Linked DNA regions of Homo sapiens: all the other regions are linked to region 5. The links are chromatin loops, found by intact Hi-C in ENCODE. Cell type or tissue: Calu3. All regions are shown on one strand.

Evidence for each region. A loop is a pair of places that touch in the nucleus more often than their neighbours do. Peaks named below come from ENCODE experiments on the same cell type or tissue, not always from the same donor. Only the 100,000 strongest peaks of a DNase experiment are listed, where the experiment ranks them.
Region 1: a loop joins it to region 5, with 12 times the contacts of the local background. A loop is called at or near these places in 6 of 110 quality-filtered maps.
Region 2: a loop joins it to region 5, with 2.5 times the contacts of the local background. A loop is called at or near these places in 4 of 110 quality-filtered maps.
Region 3: it touches region 5 in a loop (11-fold over the local background); 6 of 110 quality-filtered maps call a loop at or near these places.
Region 4: a loop joins it to region 5, with 10 times the contacts of the local background. A loop is called at or near these places in 8 of 110 quality-filtered maps.

Annotation. Positions count from the first base shown.
Region 1 is chr5:21,389,418-21,394,417 of GRCh38, reverse strand. No RefSeq gene overlaps it. Among named protein-coding and RNA genes, the nearest start is that of SNORA105A, 490 kb to the left of the region's middle. In Calu3, no CTCF peak of the experiment used is centred here; no DNase peak of the experiment used is centred here.
Region 2 is chr5:21,149,857-21,154,856 of GRCh38, reverse strand. The region is part of intron 2 of LOC102723561 (a long non-coding RNA gene); the gene reads left to right. Among named protein-coding and RNA genes, the nearest start is that of LINC02146, 540 kb to the right of the region's middle. In Calu3, no CTCF peak of the experiment used is centred here; a DNase peak (open chromatin) is centred at 2,036.
Region 3 is chr5:21,456,937-21,461,936 of GRCh38, reverse strand. It overlaps the pseudogene GUSBP1. Among named protein-coding and RNA genes, the nearest start is that of SNORA105A, 430 kb to the left of the region's middle. In Calu3, a CTCF peak has its summit at 2,541 (motif pointing left); a DNase peak (open chromatin) is centred at 2,526.
Region 4 is chr5:21,800,863-21,805,862 of GRCh38, reverse strand. It overlaps CDH12 (cadherin 12), which reads left to right. Exons shown (of 15, transcript NM_004061.5): 10 at 3,443-3,696. Among named protein-coding and RNA genes, the nearest start is that of SNORA105A, 81 kb to the left of the region's middle. In Calu3, a CTCF peak has its summit at 2,794 (motif pointing right); no DNase peak of the experiment used is centred here.
Region 5 is chr5:20,969,723-20,974,722 of GRCh38, reverse strand. No RefSeq gene overlaps it. Among named protein-coding and RNA genes, the nearest start is that of LINC02146, 360 kb to the right of the region's middle. In Calu3, no CTCF peak of the experiment used is centred here; a DNase peak (open chromatin) is centred at 2,092.

The DNA.
Region 1 (5,000 bases), 420 kb before region 5:
TTATAAAAATCTGGCCTGTTTTTTCTCAGTGATTTTCTTAGACATGATATCTAGCTACCTATTTGTGGTAACCTTGATTCATTATTTTTTAAATTTCTGAATATTTTAGTGTTTAAAATTCTACTTTAGGTTTTCCTCTCCTTTTTCTGTCTTTTATTCCTACATTTTTTCCCCTAAAAAATTTTTCTTCATCAGATTTCCATGAAAATGCAAATACCAGTGTTTGAGGGTTGCAGTTAAGGTAAAGCAACATAATCCCTCATGAAGTTGGTATTTATCTAAAAAGCTAATGAACACCTGGCTTAGAAAAAAAAATATTTTACACTGGCTGATCCTGATCATTTCTTTGTTTTAATTTCTCTATAAACATACAATACAATTCTACCACGATATTTTCCTGTCTCGCATTCCTTAAGACAATCTTTTCTAGGAACTGAATATTTTCACTCCAGCTCTCTAATTACCTAATGAGAAGCCAACTCAGATACTTCTTGTGTTTTGTCTCATATATCCTTTATAGTCCCAAAATACAAATGTGCAACTTTTCGTACACTGACCAATATCTCTCTCTTACATATTTTCATTCCTCATGGCCCAGTGAGTTCATCCCAGCTATTCAACTTTTACTGAACCTCAGCACCTGGCTGCTCATAAATCCCAAATTCCATAATTCTCAGTGTGCTCCCTGAGAATTTCATATTTAGAGCATTCCTGTATGCTATGAAACTTGGCCCAGGCGTTTTCTCTACCTCCAGGACTGAAGAGTCTTCCTGCTCACCCAGAGATGCACCAGTAGTATAGTATCCCTCAATTTAGGAAAGCTGGACCATGCCCTCTGTCCTTCATTATCATTATTATTATTATTATTATTATTATTATTATTATTATTATTTTCATGTCACTGGTTCTCACAACCTCTTTAAAAACAAATAATAACACAAAGAAACAAAATATACAAGAAGAAAAATCCAGAAAGCTCAGAACAGTCAACTATTATCATCAGCTTCACCTTCATTTCTGCAATCCAAGGAAATCTGAGTTAATCTCTCCACTTCATAGGAGACTTTGGCTCCTGTCTCCAGGCCTTGTTCTACACTTCAAGTCTTTTTCTTTTTTTCTTGAGATGGAGTCTTGCTCTGTCGCCCTGGATGGAGTGCAGTGGTGCAATCTTGCTCACTGCAACCTTCGCCTCCTGGGTTCAAGTGATTCTCCTGCCTCAGGCTCCTCAGTAGCTGAGACTACAGGCATGCGCCACCACGACTGGCTAATTTTTGTATTTTTAGTAGAGACAGGGTTTCCCCATGTTGGCCAGGCTGGTCTTGAACTCCCCACCTCAGGTGATCCGCCCACCTCAGCCTCCCAAAGTGCTGGGATTTTAGGCATGAGCCACCACGCTCGGCCTACTTCAAGACTTTTTAACCCTGTAGTCAGTTTCAAGGTCAGTGAGAATGACTGGTGCAAGACTGTAGTCTTTTAGTTTCTTCACTACCTCAAATCTATTGAGATTCTCCTATGCCAACTTTAACCACGCATGTCTACAGTCATACATTTTCCGTTTTCATTTCAAGTGACTACTGGTTTAATTAAAGTGTTCTCCTCTTTGCACCTACAGCCTCTCATTCTAATATGTTATGAAATTTCTAGATTTGTTCTTCATTTCATCAATAATTTCAGTTACATTTTTGCCAATGCTCTAAGTTCATTTGTCCATATCCTGTATCTCACTTGCTTTGAAACAGCTTAACTCTAGGAGAACATGATAGAACATACTGGAACTACCATAAATCCATAAATAGCAAATTCACAGAGGATTTTAACACTATCTGACTATTCTCTTGCTAACTCAGTCACTTGACTTGTCTGCCTAATTGTCTCTCTTCACATATCAGAAATCCATAACCTATGATCCCACATCATAACTACCCCAGTATGTGATATAATCCTTTCCCTAATGGATCCCTTTCCCTACTACCTTCTCAGAAACCGCACAGTCTATTGCTCCTTATCACTTTTAGATGGTTAAACTCTTCCTCTGACACAGAGACTTACTATCTGTTTTTAAGCATGTTCAGGTGGCAAGGACAAAGCTGTGACTGTATTTTTATTTCTCATCTCATCTCAACAACAAAACTTATCAAAGAGTTCTATGCATTTATTGATTCCATTTCCACAATTCTTATCTAGTGTCCATAGATATTGGGCCATCATAACAAATTTTGTGGAGAGTAATAACTATAACATAAATGGATGTGGGAAGGGGTGGTGTTTTGTTTTCGTTTTTTTTTTTTTCTTATTTGACCTTTGCCATTATTCATTAATATTCAACATACACTCTAACATGAAGCATTCCTTTCCTTTTTTCTTTGTTGCTAAGATGTCATCTTCATCGTGTGTCCCTCCTACTCCTTAGATCATTCCCTCTCTGTCTCCTTTGTAGAGTCACTCTTCTTCTGTGCACAGTCATTGAATGCTCACTTCTTTGCCCTCTCCCTTGCCACTCAATGTAACCAACAGGCAATCTCAAACACAGAGCTTCACTGTTAATCTATATTATGTGACTCACAAAATTAAATTTCCTGTATATCTTAGGCCTCTCTTTAAAACCTCAGGCCCACATATACAATTTATTTTGTGACAGTTTCCCTTAGAAATCTGCAAGTCATCTTAAGCTCACCAGGAGATAATTAAATCCACAGTGCTCCCATTTGTAACAAGTCCCTTTTCAGTGTTTCTTATTCCACCAGGTGGCACCCTATGTATCCCTTTATGAAAACCAATATTTCAGATTATTCTTGATACCAATCTCCCTCCCTCTTATTCCATATTCAATCTACCCTTATTTCTTGCTGATTTTTTTCTATGTATTATACAAATATGTCCACTTATCATCTTCTCCACTCACCGTTCAGGTCAAAGCTGCATTTGTAGATGAACTATTAATATTTCATTAGCTTGATAACTAATCTCCCAATTCCTCATTGAACTTTTCCATTCTAAATTACATGCTGTAACCTGGGTAATAATTATGAAATTCAAGTCTGCCCTTCACCTAAGTATTAAATCATTTCAATGACCTCTCTTTGCCCAAAGGAAAAGATCACAATTCTTAATAAAGTCTGGTAGAGACCTACCCTGCTAGCTTCATTTTAAACTTGGGCTAAGCTACCTAATATCAAATGCAATTATTTCTGTTCTGCCCTAATGACCCCAGGTGGGGTTTGGAACATTACATGAGACTGGCTCTTCCCACACACCCTAAAACAGAAGAAAAACACAAACTGCGTTTTCTTTACAGACTGTGGTTTAAAAGTTTTTGTCCACAGTGACAGGAAGAAAGCCAATGGCTCTGATATATCACCTCTTACCGCTCTTTCCCTCATTTCACTTTCTGTCTCCCAAAACTAATTACTTTTTTTATTTTTCTTCAAGATACTTACACGAGAACATTTATTCCTCCATCTTTAATTTGCACAGACTTTCATCCTCCTAGAAATATGGTAATATTTCTAGGAAAAAAGGATAAAATAAACCTAATTTTCAGGAAGCAAAATAAAAAAGGAGTCAATGTTTTTTAATATATTATATGAATTACTTCTACCTTTCCAATATTCAAGCTGTATTTGTTTAAGTCTATTAATATAATATAATGTCATATGTACAGAAAGCATTTTGTTTTACTCAGGACTTAAATAGTGAAATCAACTAAGAGGCATCTTTTAGACTGACAAAGCTGATTACTGAAGCTCTCACTAAATTGTAGAAGCAATATTTTAATGGAGTTTTTATGGTCAATCAATGGTAAATATTATTGCCATTAGATTTTTCTATTAATTATAGTTTTACCTATCCTCATGTATTTTTCTATTTAAAAATTACCCTAAAACTTAATGGCTTAAAATAATAAATATGTATGACACAATTTATAGAAGTCAGGAAAATGATGGATTTGGGTAGGTGGTTCTGACTCGAGGTCTGTCATGAGTAAAGGTTGCTGTCATGTTGTTGACCCAGGCAGCATCCCCTAAAGCCTTTAACTTGTGTTGGAAGGTCCATGTCTTAGTTTGTTTGCACTGTCACTACAGAATACCATAGACAGGGTAGCTTATAAACAACAGAAATGTTTCTAATGGTACCGGAGGCTGGATGGTGCAAAATCAAGGTGCTTGAGGATTTGGTGTCTGGTCAGAGCCCACTTTTTAGTTCATAGATTGCTGTCCTCTAGCTCACATGGCAGAAGGGGCAAGGATGCTTTTTGGGGTCTCTTTTATAAGGGCACTAATCCCCGGCTGGGCACGGTGGCTCACGTCTGTAATCCTAGTACTTTGGGAGGCTGAGCCAGGCAGATCACGAGGTCAGGAGTTCCAGACCAGCCTGGCCAGTATGGTGAAACCCCGTCTCTACTAAAAATACAAAAATTAGCCAGGTGTGGTGGTGCGTACCTGTAGTCTCAGCTACTCAGGAGGCTGAGGCAGAAGAAACACTTGAACCCAGGAGGCAGAGGTTGCAGTGAGCTGACACGGCGCCACTGCACTCCAGCCTGGGTAACAGAGCAAAACTCTGTCTCAAAAATAAATAAATAAATAAAAATAAAAAATAATAATCAAGGCACTAATCCCGAACATGAAGACAGACTATCATCTACCAAAAGCTCCACCTCCTACTATCATTACATTGGGGGTTAGGATTTCACAAATTCAGTGCATCATAGTCTGCTTCTAGAATGTTTAATCATTTGGCTGGATATCAAATAGGATGCCTTGGTTCTTTATGTGAGCTTTCCAGAAAAGAGAGTTTGGAATTATTTGCATGGTGGCTGGGCTCGTAAAGAGTTGAAGGAGAGAAAGAGAGAGAAACACCAGTAAGGAGCAAATTAGTTCACTCAAAATTAAAACCCTAGCCTTTGTGACCTTGTCTCAGAAGGTAACATTCCAATCCTGTGGTGTTTTATTTCTTAGATGGGAGTCACTCAGCTTAGCCTGCCTTCAAGGGGAGGAGTATGA
Region 2 (5,000 bases), 180 kb before region 5:
GTCACATCATTCACAATTTTATGTTCACATTGCACTTTTCATGTCATAAGAGTCAAGAACCTCCATGCTCAGATGCACTCTGCACCTGTGTTGGGAGTTGGCAAGAGGCTCAACTCAGCTGAGTCACCCACCAAACACACTTTGGCACTGTCAGAATAAGGCAAAGACTGCTGCTGCCACAGACTTCTTCTGGTGGTAACTCACACCCGGTATGGAGGGTGGCAGAGGTCAATGGGCAGAGCAGCAAGGCTGGGGTCCTGTGAGGTGCAAATTCCAGGTGTCAGGATCATGAGGGAATAGCAGCTTCAAGTCCTGGACACATGACGCATTATCCCATCAGAATTTACTTAAAAATACAAATTCAGAGATATCATTAAGAATTAGGCCAGGCTTGGTGGCTCACGCCTGTAATCCCAGCACTTTGGGAGGCCAAGGCGGGCAGATCACGAGGTCAGGAGATTGAGGCCATCCTGGCCAACATGGTGAAACTCTGTCTCTACTAAAATACAAAAAATTAGCCGGGTGTGGTGGTGTGTGCCTGTAGTCTCAGCTACTTGGGAGGCTGAGGCAGGGGAATCACTTGAAGCTGGGAGGCAGAGGTTAAAATAAACCGAGATCATGCCATTGCACTCCCGCGTGGAAACAGAGCAAGACTCTGTTTCAGAAAAAAAAAAAAAAGAATTAAAAGCTTGCAATGAAGATCATTAAACTCTTAAGTGCTGGCCCTTCTAAGAGTTGGGCGCTGTGGAACTGTACTAGTCACCCATCCAAAGATTCAGCCCTGCCTAGAGATGGTGGAAAATCTCAAGAATGAGAATATATTCATCTCGCATATTGTTTAATGGAATTGGGGACAGAAAATGGTTGATTACATTTTAGCTATAAAGTAAGATTCATGCAAAATATGCATATATATAGACACTCAGTTGTTTTATAATAAAGATTATTAGTAACAACTTTTGCCGTATAGTTTAAATAGCATTAGTATTCTCTAATTCATGAATATTTAAAAAGTCAGATTGTTTGTGCTCAAGCAAACATGCAGTTTCTTCATTTTCAAAATGCATATAATACTTGAACCTAACTTATTAGGTTGTTGACAAGATTAAATAATACAGAGCAAGGCATAGACGTGGGTCAGTCATATAGAGCTCAATAAATATTAATAATTTGTTATTATTGTTACCATTACTATATTTTGGATTTATGTTTTCTATTAGTAGCACTGCAATACATTTTCTTATACCAAACATTTTTAATAATGTCTCACTCAAACAGATTTCCAGGAGATAAATGATTAGATTAATGATTGTGTTTAAGACCCTTGACAAATCAGTCAACTCATGTACTTCCAAATGGACTTCAAAATACAGTACATGTATAATTAATTACACTTCTACTTGCTGCACAGGAAACACTCTACTTTATAGATGACTAGTTTAATACTTTAACACTCCAATATTTGGAAAAGAGTGTGTGTTTGTCTGTGTGTGTGTGTGTGTGTGTGTGTGTGTGTGTGTGTGTGTGTTGCCCCTAGGTTCCAGATGAGTGAAATTCTGGGAGGCTTAGCTTCAAAATTAATAGCAGATGGCTCTAGAGGAGATACACTGGTTCTTACCAAGTGTCACTGGAATAACACAGGATGCTACACTGATGATATGAGATTGATGTAGAATTAGCTCAAGCTATTCTGAAGCAGCTAAAAGAATCAAGTATTCATGTGAAATGTACCTATAAAATCAATATAAATTTTTGACAGAGTAGTTAGCCATTTTCCATATTTGTATCAAGTAGTTTGGTAAGTGCCTTAGTCGTTGATATTCTTTTGAATATGAGGATCTATTTCAGGCATCAGACACACTTCAGTGTAATGATTTCATAATAGCAATTCCTGTTTGCTACTGATCCAACACATAGCCAAGATAACTTTATGATCACCTTCTGGAATTGCAAAATGCTCCCAATAAATATGGGATTTATGAGTAAATAATGCCTGCTAATGCATATGACTCATTTCAACACCCCTGGCAATCTCTCAGCTGGACATTCTTTTATTTCCTGCTTAAGTCAAGAGTAAATTGAAAACCACACAGCTAACATGACAATTGTGTTACCCTAAGAGATGAGTCATAACTGTGACATAATAATGAATCAAACTCTGGCATATCCTTTTGCAATAAAAGTTGCTGTCATGTGAGTAGACCAGTGGATATTTTATGTAAGATATTTCTGGCATTAAGTGGAACAATTTGGAGTAGGAAAGAGGATTTAATTTTAAAAGTTAATTTCTATAAAAAGTGCCTCTTTCAATAATTCCGATGTGTAATGATATGGAAATATTTTCTTGGTTCAAAATAAACATATAAATATTAAAGAAGTAAGTATAGGGTTTGCATTTTAGCTTTATCTGCATGTCACCTAACAAGTACATTAAATTTCTCAATTGAGAGAGATGATATGGCTCTGTCCTATTCATTATTAAAAGGTGATTTTTCAGCATACAAAAGAAATGTAGTGAAATATAAATTATTTTACACAGACCACATAGTAGAGGATGTCACTGTTTCTGAGAGTAGATTTGTATTGTTTGCTCTTATTTGATTTTCTCAAAAGAATGTAATGTTAATTATCAAACAAAATATTCTGGCTAATAAGTAAACCAAAGCAAAATAAAAAAAAGGTAATAATAAAAAGAAAAGGGGAGACATATAGATTACTTTGCAAAAGCCTTTGGCAGGCTGAGACTGGCAGAGCACTTGAGGTCAGGAGTTCAAGACCATCCTGGCCAACATGATGAAACCCCGTCTCTACCAAAAAAAATACGAAAATTAGCCAGGCATGGTGGCACACGCCTGTAGTCCCAGCTACTTGGGAGGCTGAGGCATGAGAATCGCTTGAACCCATCAGGCAAAGGTTGTGGTGAGCTGAGATGGCGCCACTGCACTCCAGCCTGGGTGACAGAGTGAGACTCCGTCTCAAAAACATAGTAAAATAAATAAAAATTACTCTGCAAAATGTTCCTAAATAAATGTTCTGTTACAAGTATTTTTCAGTGACAGAACATTTGTAGTAGTGATATATTTAAAACTGTGTTCTAATATCCTTTCTGTTGAGGATTATAAAAATAGCATTTGAAGTTAAACACTAGAAATGTTTATTTATAAAATATTTTCTTAATTAAAGAAATGTTAAAATTGGCATGTATTATGTTGGGTTCTTCTGAAATATGTTCTGAAGTTTCATGATAACAAAATAGATTTTTTTCTATCTGAAAATATTGAGATATGTTTCTCCCCCAAGTAGGTATGTTAAACTGTACACATTTGTAAGACTTTGGTTGCGTTGCAAGCAGATATCTTTCAAGAGACAGCTAATAATATCTGAAAGATGTTCTTTAAATCTCTAAACTAACTGTGCTGTTTGGGTCCATTTTCTATTTCAAAATTTTATTGATGATTCTGTTTCTTAAAAAATAACTTGTAATCAAATTATTCATTTTTTTAACAGTTTTCCCTTTTAATGTTACTCATAAGTTCATAGTTCCAAGTATTATATCCTATATATTAAAAATTTTAGTACATTGTATTAAAAAGTCTTGGTAGCATTGCCACATCCATCCCTCATAAAGAAGGACATCAAAATTTCAAAACATGCAGGCAATGGTACTAAAATGTTGCCTGAGCCATTATCTACAATTACTTATGTAAGACTTTATAAAAGTGAACATTCATTTAAAAATGGAATAGCATCATTTTGCATTGTGTCTTAAGTTTTGTGAAAAAGTATATTTTCCATGCTTATAAGGATTATCCGAGAGAAGTTTCCTTTATGCAGCCTTTCTCATGCTTCTTTCCTTAATTCCTAATTATATAACCATCTATATATTTCATTGACTTACATTGAAATGTTAGCTGTCCTGATATGTCTCAGCCTAATATCTAAAATTATGGTCAACTATCTTGATACTAATATGACATAACCCTTGACAATTCTGACTTTTAAAAAAATAGAGAAAAAAATTAAACTATGAAGACACTAGTTGTGAGGAGAACATCACATAGGATTTAATAAATAATATTATATAGTATAAAATCACTTTTAATACTTTTCTAAGAAAGACTTTGTGATTAGTACATAGCTATAAATCCAAGATATTTTCTGATTAACAGGCAAGATATAGAAGTGGCTTGATCTTTTGTCCTTTATGCATTATATAAAAAATTGGAGAAACATATTATTACAACAATTTTAATGTTATGTTCATTGCAGAAGTAAACTAACTACAGATTTCATAATGCTAAATTTGTTACTTGGTAAAGTAAGAATCATAATAGCCAGCCATCAGTTTATCTTTTGTGAATGACATTATATCTAGACACTACAATTTCCTAATCGATCATACAGTTTATGTAATGTTTATACTAATTAGTTAACTGATACACAAAATCAAAATGGTTATAAAATCCAATATAAAATTGACTGGAAATGCACACCTAGATATAAAGATTAATAGTAGTCTAAGTTTTAGTACTTACCTTTAATGTAAGATAAACACACTTTCTCTAGTCTAATTCTCCATGGCTATACTAATTTTTTCTTTTTGTCTGTGAGGTTACCAATTTCTACATGTAATATTAGAGGATTTTTAAGGTGTTGTTGAGAGAAGGGTATATAATTCACCAATTAAGTGTCATTTTCGTTAAAAGGACACTAAAACCTAGACATTGTCCTTCACAGGGTAAGCTAATTCTAGAGGCAGTAGATGGACCACTATTTCTAATTTCACGAATGTAGCATAGTAATTGGGAATTATATTTTTTAAAAAATAATTATTTTTAATTGATAAATTACAGATTACGTATCTTTGGTATACAATGTGATGTTTTGATTTATATGCATACAAACATAGGAACATAAACATAGTGGGATGATTAAATCAAACTAATAATCATATTCATGACCTCACATATTTATCATTTTTTAATGAGAACATTTCAAAT
Region 3 (5,000 bases), 490 kb before region 5:
TTTTAATATACTTACATGAGGTATACATAGTACTTAAACCAATAAAACGACAAATATCTGAACTTCTTACCCAGTGTTTTGCAACTTCTTTCCACAGCTGTTCTTCGAGTTTGTTCAAACATTGCTTCCAAGTCAAATGTGCGAGCTTTTTTACCTAAAAGATGAACAAATGGGAGACTGTGATTGTCTTGCAGTAAGCTGGCCAAACTTTAGGCGATCAATACTGATCAATAAACACTTACTTTGTCTAGTTTATAGCATGGCTCCAATATAACCATAAAATATCAGAGAAGGAGTTTGAGTCACAGAAAACTTCTGATGACAATCCCTTCACTAAGTACTATTAACCAGGCAACTTTCCCATCCTCCTCTAGATCCCTACCCTATGAAACAACAACACTAATGTGGGAGGCAGAATGGAGAATGTCCCAAAAGTTACCCTTTGCAAATGTAATTAAGGTTATGGACTTTTAAATAGGGAAACTATCCTAGCTGGCCCTTAAAGGCAAAGATGCACAACAGCTATGGCGGAAGAAGTCAGAGAGATCCAACGTTTGAGAAGAATTTGAGGCGTTATAGTTGGCTTGAAGACGAAAGGGGCAACATGAGAAGTAATGCAGGTACTTTAAGGAGCTAAGAGGGAAACAGAAATCTCAGCCCTATAACAAGGAACTGTTGAGCATGGAAACATTCTCCTCCTCCCCCAGTAACTTTATCAAAACTCTTAAAATTTTCCCCTATTTGGCACAAACATATGGACACCTTTCTCACTCCTGAGTAAAGGAATGATGTACTAAAATGAAGGATTTATACCGGGTGGGGTGGCTCATGCCTGTAATCACTTTGAGAGGCTCAGGTGGGCGGATTGCTTGAGCTCAGGAGATCGATCAGCCTGGGCAACATGGTGAAACCTCGTCTCTACCAAAAGTATAAAAAATTAGCCAGGTGTGGTGGCACATATCTGTGGTCCCAGCTACTCAGGAGACTAAGGTGGGAGGATGGCTTAAGCCTGGGAGGAGGAGGCTGCAGTGAGCCAAGATCGCACTAGTACACTCCAGCCTGGGTGACAGAGCGAGCCTCCATCTCAAAAAATAAAAAAATAGAAAAGGCTGGGCGCGGTGACTCACGCCTGTAATCCCAGCACTTTCGGAGGCCGAGACAGGCGGATCACGAGGTCAGGAGATCGAGATCATCCTGGCTAACACGGTGAAACCCCATCTCTACTAAAAATACAAAAAAAATTAGCCAGGCGAGGTGGCGGGCGCCTGTAGTCCCAGCTACTCGGGAGGCTGAGGCGGGAAAATCGCGTGAATCCAGGAGGCAGAGCTCGCAGTGAGCCGAGATCTTGCCACTGCACTCCAGCCTGGGCGACTGAGCGAGACTCCGTCTCCCAAAAAAAAAAAATGAATAGAAAAACTACAGAACTAGTATGTGTGAACAGAACCCAAGGCCAATATGTGTAAGTCTACTGTTTAATTACTATCATAGAATTAATACACGCTGGTCAAAAGAGAACAAGAAGACCTTGAGAAAAGGTTCAAGGAAGTTAGAATCCCAATGTTTGGATGAACAGCATTTATAATTTTAAAATGCAAAATAAAAAGAAATCATTTTTCATGTATCAGTCTACTAAAGTTTTGTTTTCATTTTTAAAATAATTTTCTTTTTAAATAATAATACCTACTCTGTGTTGGTACGGATATGGTAAAAATGGCATTCTTAAATTCTGTTAACTTTGGTATAACCTGAAACAAGTTTTTTGATGGGTATTACGGCAGTAAGCATCAAGAAGCTTTAAAAGGCACATACCCAATTTTTCAGCTTTTTAAGTATTTATACTTCTGAATAAACTAGGCTCTCTTTTAGAAATCTACCCTACAGAATTACATATTTTTAAAAATCCTCGTACAAATGCTGTTATTTACAAAAATGTTCATTTTAGCATTATTGGTGACTTAAAATTAGAAAAATCCTTTCTCTTCCTTTCTCTCCAGGACTCTCATAACTGTCACCTGAGTTGGTTCCAACGGATACGCAGAATAGAAGACAAATGGGAGAAGAATATTGACAAACTGCAAGGTATGCACCCGAGCTACAGTAATTCCGAGTTGACAGCTCGATCTCCCCTCCCACTCTGCGGCTCTTCAAACCTCTGCAAAAGGAAGAGGGTCTCTGCCTGGGGCAGTCACTCACCGAACCCCGTGAAGCCCATGGTGACCGCAAGCTGCGGGTCCGGTCCCGATGCGTCTGAGCCTGTCACTGGAGCAAGAAAAGAGAGGCGGCCTAGTTAGTGCGGCGCCCCAGCTCCCCCGACACGGCCCACCCCGCCAGGACTCGCTTCATGAAACCCACCTTCGCTGGGCCCAGAGCGCTCCATGGCTGGCCGCACGCCGCAGAACCAGCCACAGAGACAGCCCAAACTGCAGGGGAACTTGCCAATAACTCGCGGCAAATGCTGGAGGAAGTACCGCCTCCAAGCTACAGCGGCGCCGCCGAAGCCAAGAGCGGCGCCTTCCGCAGAGGGACTGCGGCTTTCTGCGCGGCGCCCCCTACCGGACAGGCGGGAAAGCGCCGCGCAACTCAGACCACTGAAGGGGAGTAGTATCTGGAGTTTCTGTAACATCCTTTCCCTTTTTTTTTTTTTTAAGCCAGAGCCTCTGTCGCCCAGGCTGCAGTACAGTGGCGTAATCTCAGCTCACTGCAACCTCTGCCTCCCGGGATCAAGCGATTCTCCTTCCTCAGCCTCCCGAGTAGCTGGGATTACAGGTGCCCGCCGGCTAATTTTTGTTTTTGTTTGTTTTTGTTTTTGTTTTGAAACGGAGTCTCTGTCGCCCAGGCTGGAGTGCAACGGTGTGATCTCGGCTCACTGCAACCTCCGCCTCCCGGGTTCAAGCGATTCTTCTGTCTCGGCCTCCCAAGTAGCTGGGATTACAGGCGTCCACCACCACGCGCAGCTAATTTTTTGTATTTTTAGTAGACACGAGGTTTTGCCATGTTGGCCAGGCTGGTTTCGAACTCCTGGCCTCAAGTGATCCGCCTGCCTCGGCCTCCCAAAGTGCTGGGATTACAGGCGACACCCTTTGCTTTTTTTTTTTTTTTTTTTTTTTTTTTTGAGGCGGAGTATCACTCTGTTGCCCAGGCTGGAGTGCAATGGCGTGATCTCGGCTCACTGCAACCTCTGCCTCCCAGTTTCAAGAGTTTCTTCTGCCTCAGCCTCCCAAGTAGCTGGCACTGCAGACACGCACCACCACACCCAGGTAATTTTTTGTATTTTTAGTAGAAACAGGGTTTAACCATATTGACCAGGCTGGTCTCAAACTCCTGACCTCCTGATTCACTCATCTCGGCCTCCCAAAGTGCTGGGATCACAAGCGTGAGCCATCGCAAATACAAATATTCATTAAACGTATAGGCTGTCTACTTACTCGATGACCTTTCTACCTAGACTAAAGCCAAAAAACTCTGACACCCTAAAAGATTCATAAATTATTTACTACATAAGGTTTAGATGCATCATTACCAATATTGCACATAGAAATTTAATGTTGTTAGTTGAGCAAACAGATGCCATGACTATTTCTTCTCTTTATAAATCTTGGTGGCTTATGGCAGCAGAAGCCTACTCCACTATTTAGGCTCCTATGACAGCTACTTTTCCCCTATTGAGCAAGTTTCACCTTAAGTTACTACCAAAAAAATTATACAATTAATATATTTTGTACCTCCTGAAAATAACTGTTTATATTATCATCTCAAGTAAAATAAAATATTTTCACAGAGAGATGGAGAGATGTGTAGAAAATTTATCAAATATTAACCTCTTCCTAAACATGGGGTTGAATTCCTCCAGTAACATTGTAACGTTGTTAGAATTATGTGAAAGGGGGCTTTGTCTCAACTATCCTGCTAGTCATTCATTCAACAGCACTCTATTTATGTTGTATGTTTCCCTAAATGTTTCCATTTTTGCCTCCAAACACTGCTAATTTGGTTTGGTTGCTATTTATTTTATACTGTCTTATAAATCCCCTGGAAAGTGTATTGCCCCATGCCTGCACACACTGCAGTACAAGAGTGTACTGAAGTACATAATGGAAGAGTTGGTTTTTTCTGCCACTCCATCACTTGAGTTTAAATAATAAGGAAACACAGAAATCTAAAACATTTTGAACAGTTAAGAATTATTAAAAGAAAGTAGAATGACAAACAGGAAAATTATCTATCCATATCTATATATGTATATCTTTCTAGAAATGTCCAAAAGGACAAAAGAGGAAAAAATGAAGGGAAAATCATGAACCCTTGAATATGAGTCCTTCTGAGCAAAACTCTGTTCTTAGCATTTCTCCACTATTATCAAGTTTCTAGTATCCTCCAAGAAAATACCATATTATCATCCTGGAACTTTGGTAGTATATACCTGTCCTTTCTATCCCTATCTACAGAGACCTGTCTGATTTAGATTCTAAACTGACCTTCCTCATTTTTTTTTTTTTTGAGACAATATTGCTCTGTTGCCTATGGTGGAGTTTAGTGGTGTAATCTAGCCTCACTGCAACCTTTGCCTCCAGGATTCAAGTAATTCTCATGCCTCAGCCACCTGAGTAGGTGGAATTAGAAGTGTTCCTCATTTTTAAAACTCTAGAACACAGAAATTTTATTTGTCTCCCAAAGTCCAAAAATTTAAGAATAAAAGAAAAATTAAGAGTCAGCTTTGATATCCTGACATACAGTCTTCTTTGAGATATTAATACCTTTTATAATAAAAATGAATGGGTATTTTTGTGACTTTTTAGTAAGAAAATAGTGAACCAAACCTGCTTGCACACATTTATATTTACATAATTCTCAAAGACAAATATTTAATTATAGAAACGGTATATATACATATGTACACACATACATACATTAGTGACTCATATTCAAGGACTCATATTCTAGGGTTCATAGTTTTCCCATATATATATATATACACACACACACACATATATATATACATA
Region 4 (5,000 bases), 830 kb before region 5:
TGCAAGAGATAAATTAGTTCAACCTCACAATAATGTATGTCTATCATAGAATATGATTTATTTTCTAGCACTGAAACTAATCCTATTTATTCTATATTTATTTCAAATGCTGGGATTTTTATTGATTGTGAAACTAAAGTTCATTCCCCCCAAAAATGGAGGGTAGTCAGTCAGATGTGTAGGTAAATTCAATTAAAGACAGATCACTGCTGGTTCTCTTTGCCCTTTCTGAGCTATATACCATTTTGTCAAGTGGGATTGCCTAAAAGTCAGGGTCACGAAGAAGTAAGTCCACCTAGGAGACTATGGTGGCATTTCTCTTACAATTTTCTTTAGTTCTTTGATCACTACAGGCTATAAGTTTTCAGTTGCAAAAAATCTGTATGTACAGGATTCTTTTATCTTACTCTGTCTCCCTAACAACCAGATATTTGCCTGCTGTTATAGGTCAGGGGTCCTTAAAAGGCATGGAATACATCTCATCTCTTTTAAAGGTTTCAAAATTCTCCTTTCATGTCTGGCTTGAAAAGGAGTTACCTGTAGAGAGTCAAGATTATCTAGATAACAGTAGTGTGTAATCAAGTAGGGAAAAAAAATTAAGATCTTATCTAGAAAGAATTTGCCAAATCATATAGATAATTAGAAGTACTTCAACATATGAGAAAGTAGAGAGGGAAATGGGGAATGATTGGTACAAACGTTTACATTCTAAGATAGAAGTTAATTTTTGCCTAAGAAAGGGAGTAAGTATGAGCCAGGTCAGCTCAATTTGCTTTCTAGGCAAAAGGAACCCTAAGGTGATAAAAATCAAAGTAGTCTTATACTACAAGTTAAGGATACCTAACATAGACCACTTATATTGTTTAACATTTATAGAGCATTTAGAGTTTGGAAAAACAGAAAACATATTTTTATATGTTCCTTAATTTGAATTAGCTAGTGCACGCTTCTATCTTACACATCATTCTCTCTCCGATATCTTCTAACATATTGAATATCTCTTAAACACATGTAATTATAGAGAACTTGGTACTTCTTCAAACTCACTCATTAAGCAAGATGGCAATATTCTGTAATTTGTTGAATGAATTGAGAGGCAAGTCTTGTCTTTTCATCTTTCCATCCTTACAGGATGCATGTCAAGCCTTGCCACCACGTAAAACATCTATGTGTGTGTGTGTGTGTGTGTGTGTGTGTGTGTGTGTGTGTGTGTGTGTGTTTTAATTCACTATAGAATGATTTTATTTATTAGAGGTTTTCTCTTTTTTCTAATCTAAATTTACTCTCGTTAATAACTCAAATTACTATTAATTCACCACTCAGAGGCATAAAGAATAATCCTAAGTAATGTCAACATAATGGCCCTTCAAGTATTTGAAAATGTGTGTCTTTCCTTGCCTTGGCAGTAATTGTAGTGGTTTCTCATTTTTGGCTTTGGTAATATTTTATCATTCTAGTCTTGCAATAAGTTGTCTTTTCTTGAGTCTGATTTCTTCAACAAAACACAGTATTCAAGCTTTAGGCTGATCAAAGGAACATCACTGGGTGATCCTCTCTCTTTTTTTCAGATACTACACTTCTATTCATGTCATCAAAGGCCACATTATCAACCATCGCATATTATGCATACTATTCTTTGCTTATATAGGTATTAAGAGAAATCAAAATTTCTAACAGGAGAAATATGAAAATGAAAGGAAATCAATATTATAAGTTAACAGGTATGAGGTTAGCAAATTAAAATATAGAAAAGTAAAAAGAAAACATTGATTACAAAGCAGATAAACACATAAATAAAAATATGATAAAAGGAATACCTATAGGGAATTAATAAATATAGTTCCTGCTGCATAAAAAAGTATGGTGAAAGAGACTGATGTCATATTCAAGTGAAATTGCTGTTTTGTTATAATAAATTCCATGAAATTGTGAGTTTTCGAAGATTTAAAAGTGTTTTTTTGTTTTTGTTTTTGTTCCTCAGAGGAAATGCATAAAATGGCAATCATATCTTAGAAGGAGAAAAATATCCATCCTTCCTTTATTTTCCCCAGGTGTACTACAGTAAAGGAACAGGTACTGACACAGCAATTAGCAACTTACTGGGGTCAGACTTGAAGGAATTCCTTTAGAAAACATAAATTTTTAAAGGTCCCAGAAAATCACCATGTTAATGTTAAATTCGTGTTGTCTCAGATTTTCTTAGATGATCAGAGGCCAGAGCCATTGACCTTAAAATTATCACTTAAACAAAGCACCACAGCAGCACCATATTTCAGGAATAGTGTATTTTCAGTTATTGTGGACATAAAATTAATATTTAGAGTGAGGGTGCAAGTAAGCAGCGATAAGCTAAAACTGAGCATCCGTGACTCCATAGAAAATGACTTTCTATATTATGTTTCACAGCCTTCTCTAATTTAGTCATATATATTAATATATAAAGCCACAATTCTTGGTAATGTGTATTGATGATGTGTTACCGCGCCCATAATTTATATATACAGTTCTGAGAACACACACACACAAAAATTCTTTTTAAATTAGTACTATGTATGCTTTTAAATACTGATACAGACATTTACTAGTAAAAAAAATAAAAAAAGATCTAGACATCCAAAAGTATTTAATATAAGATGCCATAAAATAAGACAACAAAATATGGAGTTTTCATGGGACCACTTTTTCAATACCAAATTTACAGCTAGAATCTAGAGTATCTTCAATGATCCTATTTCATTTTTATTCATTTTTTTGTTTATCATTGCTTTGTTCCACTAGATGTCAGTATTGGATAAGAGCAGAGAAATGCTTCCCTGAACATCTGTTCTGTTGCTGTTTTAACTTTGCTCATATAAAATGATTAAGCCCTACCTAGCATGTATGTCTGCACGTAAATGATGAGTTTTTCAAACATAGGCAACTGATGATCTTTACAAGTTACCCAGAAACTTCTACATGGACGTGATTCTTTTCTTAAAATGTTTACCTTGCTTCTGTAATCCCAGTCCTTTGGGAGGCCGAGGTGGGTGGATCACCTGAGGTCAGGAATCCGAGACCAGCCTGGCCAACATGTTGAAACCCCGTCTCTACTTAAAATACAAAAATTAGCCAGGCATGGTGGCGGGCGCCTGTAGTCCCAGATCCTCCGGAAGCTGAGGCAGGAGAACCGCTTGAACCCCAGAGGTGGAGGTTGCAGTGAGCCGAGATCACACCACTGAGCTCCAGCCTGGGAGAGAGGGAGAGACTCTGTCTCAAAAAAAAAAAAAAAAGAAAAAAAAATGGTTTGCCTTGTGCTGCCCTTACCCACTAGTTATTAAGAAAAATGAAAATTTTAAACCAGTATAATTGATAATAACTTGCAAATTGCTCTGAAGTAATGTTCACCATTTCTGCCACATTCTATATAAATTTACTCCTTATTCTTAATTTGTCCTCACTACAGCCTTTAGATTTTGAAACAAAGAAGGCATACACTTTCAAAGTTGAGGCTTCCAACCTTCACCTTGACCACCGGTTTCACTCGGCGGGCCCTTTCAAAGACACAGCTACGGTGAAGATCAGCGTGCTGGACGTAGATGAGCCACCGGTTTTCAGCAAGCCGCTCTACACCATGGAGGTTTATGAAGACACTCCGGTAGGGACCATCATTGGCGCTGTCACTGCTCAAGACCTGGATGTAGGCAGCAGTGCTGTTAGGTGAGAAAAAGAAACATTTTTTTTCTATGTTTCAGGAAAACAAAACAAAACAAGAACAAAAACCAGAGAACCAATTCTCTGTCCAAAACTGCATGATGATTTAATTATAGAATATGATGCTTGAAAACATAATGACTTTACATAAGAATAGAGGAAATGTTATAGGATTGGGGGGAAAACATATTATCAACTATTGCAGCAGTGTTTACTAGTGGTGTTATAACCAATAGAGGTCTGATTCTCATGTCACTCAAGGTAACAAATCTCAACTCTTCATGTATAAACGGGATTTAATAACATAACCTTTTAGAGAATGATTCTCATAATTAGTAATATTAAGATACTTTGAAAGTGCCTAGAGTATAATAGACATTAATACATTTTATAATTACTCTAAAATTTCTGACCCCTTACCCAAAGTTAGTGTTTGAAAAAGTTATTGCAATTTGCATGTCATTTTTTCCAGTGTAACAAACTTGTCTACTGTTGTTGAGGTGAAATGAGTAGAGACACAGTTAGAGTCAGTCCTAGAGTAAAATGAATTTATGGAATTGCTCAAAGCAAATGCTTTGCAAGAAGCTGCTTCCTGCTCATCTCTCTCCCACTGTCACTCTCTCTCAACACATAAAGTCCACTAGTACTATCAAGACATAATACAATTTCCCTTTTCCTCATTTATGCATTGACCCAGCAGTATGTTTTGAGACTTTATTTCCCATTCGTTCTATTGTATGCTTGAATTTTCTGCCGCGTGCCTACAGCTGTTGAGAAACCAATTAAAAGACAAGTATGAGATTTGTTCCTGAATCTTCTGTCCCGAAAGAAGCTTACTATGCAAGAACCAAAATAAGAAAATATTAAGTAGGTTTTTAAAGCAAAAACACTTTATTCTATTGACATACAACAGACAGATATCTTGTAAGATTTTACACTATGTGACAAGTAAAGATTAAAACAATGGATCAAGTGTTCAGTAGTATCCTTAACACAGTAATTGCATATAGTGACATCTCAGGAAATGGCTTGACAGCATACGTAACTTGCTCTTTGGATTTATCTGAATCCATCACCTATAATTACATGAATACTACCTCAGTCAGTTCTAGCTGCTACCATCCATTAACACATACTGGATGTATTAGTTCGTTTTCACACTACTATAAAGAACCACCCTGAGACTGGGTAATCTATAAAGTAAAGAGGTTTAATCGATTCACAGTTCCACATGCCTGGGGAGGCCTCAGGAAACTTACAATCATGGCGGAAGGAGAAGCAGGCGCATCTTACATGGCAGCAGGCAAGAC
Region 5 (5,000 bases):
CACAATTCAAGGCCTAGGGTGAAAGAATAGAATGATGTGTTATCTGTGAAATCTTTGGCTCTGGCCTTGCATGCAGTCACTTCTGCTCACATTTCATTGATGATATCAAGTTACAAAGCCAAGCATGATGTTAATGGGGCAGGAAATTAAACTCATTCAACAGAGAGACACTTAAAACAGCTTGACAATAGAAAGAGATGCAAATCTTTTCATAGTGAAGGCAGTGGATAATTGAAAACATTAATAAAATCTACTAAATTATCGTATTTTCTTCTGTGGTCTGAGATGAGCCACATCAATCCTTTTATGGTAGAAATTCAGCAATATAAAGGAGTGTTTCAGATGCTGGGCAGCTATGTTATGATAATTGTTCACAATACATTTTGAGACTCATTTCTTTTGAAAGATGTACAGTGTTTTAACTTGTTTGGCCTCCTTTGAGTACAAGAATTGTTAGTTGCAAAGTTTGCATCCATAGAGGACAACAGACTCAAACCGTCTCTAATTGCTCAAATAATGCATTAGTACCCATAAAAACGGTTACCTACTAAGGAACGTATTCTGTTCCCCTTCGAAATATTTCAGTTTTATGAAACTACCTTCATGGGTTTAGGAAGTAGATCTATAATACTAACAAATGTGTCCAGCTGGAAGTAAATGAGAAATGATCTGATTAAGAAATATAATCTAAATAAAGCCTTAAATTAGGCTAATACACCATTTGAAAAAATGCCACAATTTCTTAAAAAGACTTTCAAAATAACTGTGATCAGACTACTATTGTTCATTATTTTGAGAATAACTAAATATTTTGTTGAAATTTACCAATGCACTCCAAGAGGAAATGCCCAATAAACTAAAGAAGTGCCTTTTAGAGGAAACTCAGTAAGATTCCATTGTACTGAGCTCTACTGAGGAGAGGGTGTTATGCCTGTGTGGATGATGCAGACTAACTTTCACAATCCCCCCTTGAGGTGATAGAGAAAGAATAACTACAGACAAATCAGTAGCCAGAATATCTCTTTTCTGGAATGGGAAACTGGGAAATGAATAATATAGGCAATTTTTAAGAATAAAATGAAGATCTTCTAAAAAGTTTTGTTGATGCAGTACTGTTTTCCCAGTTTGTCTTTGCAATTCAATAATGAACATGAAAACATAAAATACTTAGTATACTGGAAAAATAGAGATTGAAAACATTTGTTTAACAAGAAGTTAAAAAGAATGGAATTACTTTATAAAAATTAAAAGACAGTGAAATAATTTCCCTGGAAAACTCAAGGTCAACTTTCTTCTAATGGAGGAAAAGGTATTACGCATTAATTTGCTTCAAAATGCATTGACATGTAAAGTTAAAAGAAGGTAATTGAAGCAGCATTGAAGTGAAACCAATTTAGCAGAATAAAAATCAAGTATTGAGATATTTAACTGAAAACAGTGTCCTTTCAAATCAATGAGAAAAGATTTGGCCACTCAATAATCGCTGCTGGATAAATGTTTTTCACTACTTTGAGGAAAAACATCTTCAAACCAGGGAAAAATATGAAGAAATAAGGAAAACAACACAATACAAAATGAAACTTAAACTAAAACAAAAACTAAATTTATCACCCGAGGTAATGCCAGGACACCAAAACCATGAGTAAACAGAAAATCTTTATTTTCAATAAATTGCATCTAGAGAAATGTTAACAAAGAGCTTAAAGGAGAAGAAAGATCTCTTTCAGAAGATAGCTGCTACTTCTAAGGCTGAAGGAGCATGAACAAGGATAGAATCAGAAATTCGAAGGAAGGGCACAAACTCTAAACGAAACTTCAAACCTCGGAGAAGAATGGTGGCCAAAGACACAAGCAGCCTGCTTGGGATGATGAAACATGCTGGCAAGTGCAAGCCACAGCTGGTCTGTAGGAAATGTCTCTACTGAGACAAGCCACAGCTGGTCTGTAGGAAACGTCCCCACTGAGACAAGCCACGCAGGTTTGCAGGAGCTGCCCACTGTTGACTGATGGAGAACCCTGTTAGTGCCATTCACAGTGCATCTGCCAGGGCAACTGCAGAGAATGCCACCAGTGCTCTCACCCCTCCCAGCTGAGCCGCTGGCCACTGGGCAGACAAATAGCCTACCGGAAGAAGGAAGGAAAAAAAGAAAATGCTTTTCTCTTGCTCTGGTTTGCAATGTCTTTCCAGCACCCTCTATTGGCAAAGGCTAACCTCAATTCATACAGCTAAGAAAAAAGTGTCTACTGTAGAGTTCGTTTTTAATGTTTCTGAACTATCCTTACAGGTTAGTGTATGTTTGAAATTATTTCGCATGTAAAAATTTGGAATTCTTTTTCAAAAGTTGGTGATGAGCAACAGTTAATAAAGCAATATGTAAATATAGAAGCAATCAAAGAAAAGTCATAGATTTTTATTCTTATACAACTAAAGTCCAGGGGCAGTGGCTCATGCCTGTAATCCAAGCACTTTGAGAAGCTGAGGCGGATAGATCACCTAAGGTCAGGAGTTCGAGACCAGCCCGGCCAACATGGCAAAACCCTGTCTCTACTGAAAATACAAAAATTAGCCGAGTGTGGTGGCGCACACCCGTAATCTCACCTATTCAGGAGACTCACTTGAACCTGGGAGGCGGAGGTTGCAGTGGGCCAAGATCGTGCCACTGCACTCCAGCCTGGGTGACAGAGTGAGACTCCATTTCAAAAAAAAAAGAAAAAAGAACTCTGTTTTCTAAAAGTCTTCATAAAAATAAATACAAAGGGAAAGACTGGGTCATAATAGTGTGCTGTGTGTGTGTGCGCATGTGTGTACATATTTCTGTGATAGGTGAATAGTTGTAACTTTAGGCAAAGAATCCTGAGTCCTTGGCCATAAGAAAAGAGAAAGCCTAGCTGGTTGATGAAGATATACAGATGTTCAATTACTTTGATAATAAGAGAAAAAAATCAACAACATTTTAAGATATCATTTTTGATGCTCAGTTTTTTATATATAATATAGAGTTTGCTGACAGCTTATGGAGAAATGAGATTGAACATATACCTATTTAGAATTAGAATAGTACAGAAATTTGAGAGCAAAATTTGAAGAATGACTATTATTTGATTCAGCCATTCTACTTTTTAAAATATTTTCCAAATAATCATTCACAAATGTGAACAAGAATATAGGCACAACATTCATGCTTTGAAATATCTAAAAATAAAAGAGAATCTAAAGATGTATCAAGCAGGTATTTGTTAAATCAAATTACATAACATGCTCTGAAATACTATGAATATAGTCATTTAGGCCAATGTATTAACAAACAAGGAAAGAAGTCAATGAAGAAGAGAATGAAAATGGCACATTGAGTAAGACAAAGTGTGTTGGTGTAATAAAAAGTATGCATATGTAAGTTTATTGAATAAGGTTTGAAATAATTCATATTGACCTATTAAAATGGTTGGCTATTTAAAGAGCAACTGAAATCATAACTTTTTACTATATAACTGCTTATTATTTTATTTTTAATTACAATTTATAATTTTTGAAACAGTATAAAACTATTACAGCAATAAAAAAATAAATACCAATATATGTATATAGATCTCCAAGATTCACATAGATTCAGTCTATATATCAAAAATCATAGTCACTGGTTTAATATTAAGCAAAACGTTTGACATTCAGTGTGACAGATTGTGTGTATAGATCTGATTATCACAAAATGTGTGGAAAAACACTAAGAAAATTAAATAAGTTGTTGAGATTATATATGTTTTCTTTCTTTGATTAGTTCATGCTATTTCACACTTTTCAAATATTTCCATGAGGAACATGTGTTTCTTTTATATTAAAACCCCAAACAAACCAAAGCCAAAGGCTCGTTGGCTATTAGATAGATTAAGTGTAAGAAGCAAAGTATTATAAAATTTACACTCAGAATTTTCGGTGATAATAAACCTGTATGTAGTGACATAAACTTGCCTTCCATTGATTGCAAAGTCCTGTCTCTAAGGCCTTGATCAATCCCTTTTGACCCTTTTATAATTAAGAAATTGTCCTGGTATGTACCTTACTGAGTCATAGTGTTGGTTAAATGCACCAAACATTCTACTTAGATCAAAATAACAATTTACAGATATTAGCTAACAGCTATATTGCAGTCTGTTTTATGTGACTTCATAATCAAATGGTTATTATTTATAAGTTTAGCTTTCCTATAATATTTTGTTTATCATTGGTACCCAACACATATTAATAGTAGATATAAATGTTTTAAAAGCACGATTGACCTGAGAAAAGTTCAGCTGATTTATAGTCATAATTTCAAAATGGGCATAAGGTCAAGTCACAAATTTCAGCTGGCATTTGACATTATTGGATCAATAGTATCTCTAAAGTTACTTTTACATTAATTATAACCATTTAAATCAGTTTCCCATTATAAATCATTTATTTGACTTATTGAATTTTAGATTTAATAAACATAATAGAAAAACAATGTTGCCAAAGCAAATTCCTGCATTTAGGATCTAGAAATCCTTTCTACCTAAGGAGACCATGAAGGGATATACGTTGGGTGATACATATCAGAGTTCAGTGGAAACATCATGATTGTGAGAATGAGCAAATATAACAATGTTCTTTTTAGTTGTCCCATAGTAACATTCCATGTCCAGTAATTTGTTAATGTGTAGGACAAACTGGAATCAAGTACTTAATTTGATCACATCTAAAACTAAATTGTACAGCAATAGATGAAATGACACCTGGAGCTATCAACTGTACCTAAATAAGAGGCTCTCGTAATTCAGGGGACAAGTGAAACCACTTCAGTTTTAAATAGATGAGAGGCTGTGAAGAGATAGGATTGGAATTTAGTGGTAGAAAAGGGCTAGGAAAATGTCATTATTGTAACTTTCTAGAACAATTTTTAAAATCTTTTTGTTTTCCTGCATGCTATGTGAGTAATGTAGTTTAAGCCCCCGTAAAAATAGCTTTAACTGTTCAAAAACCA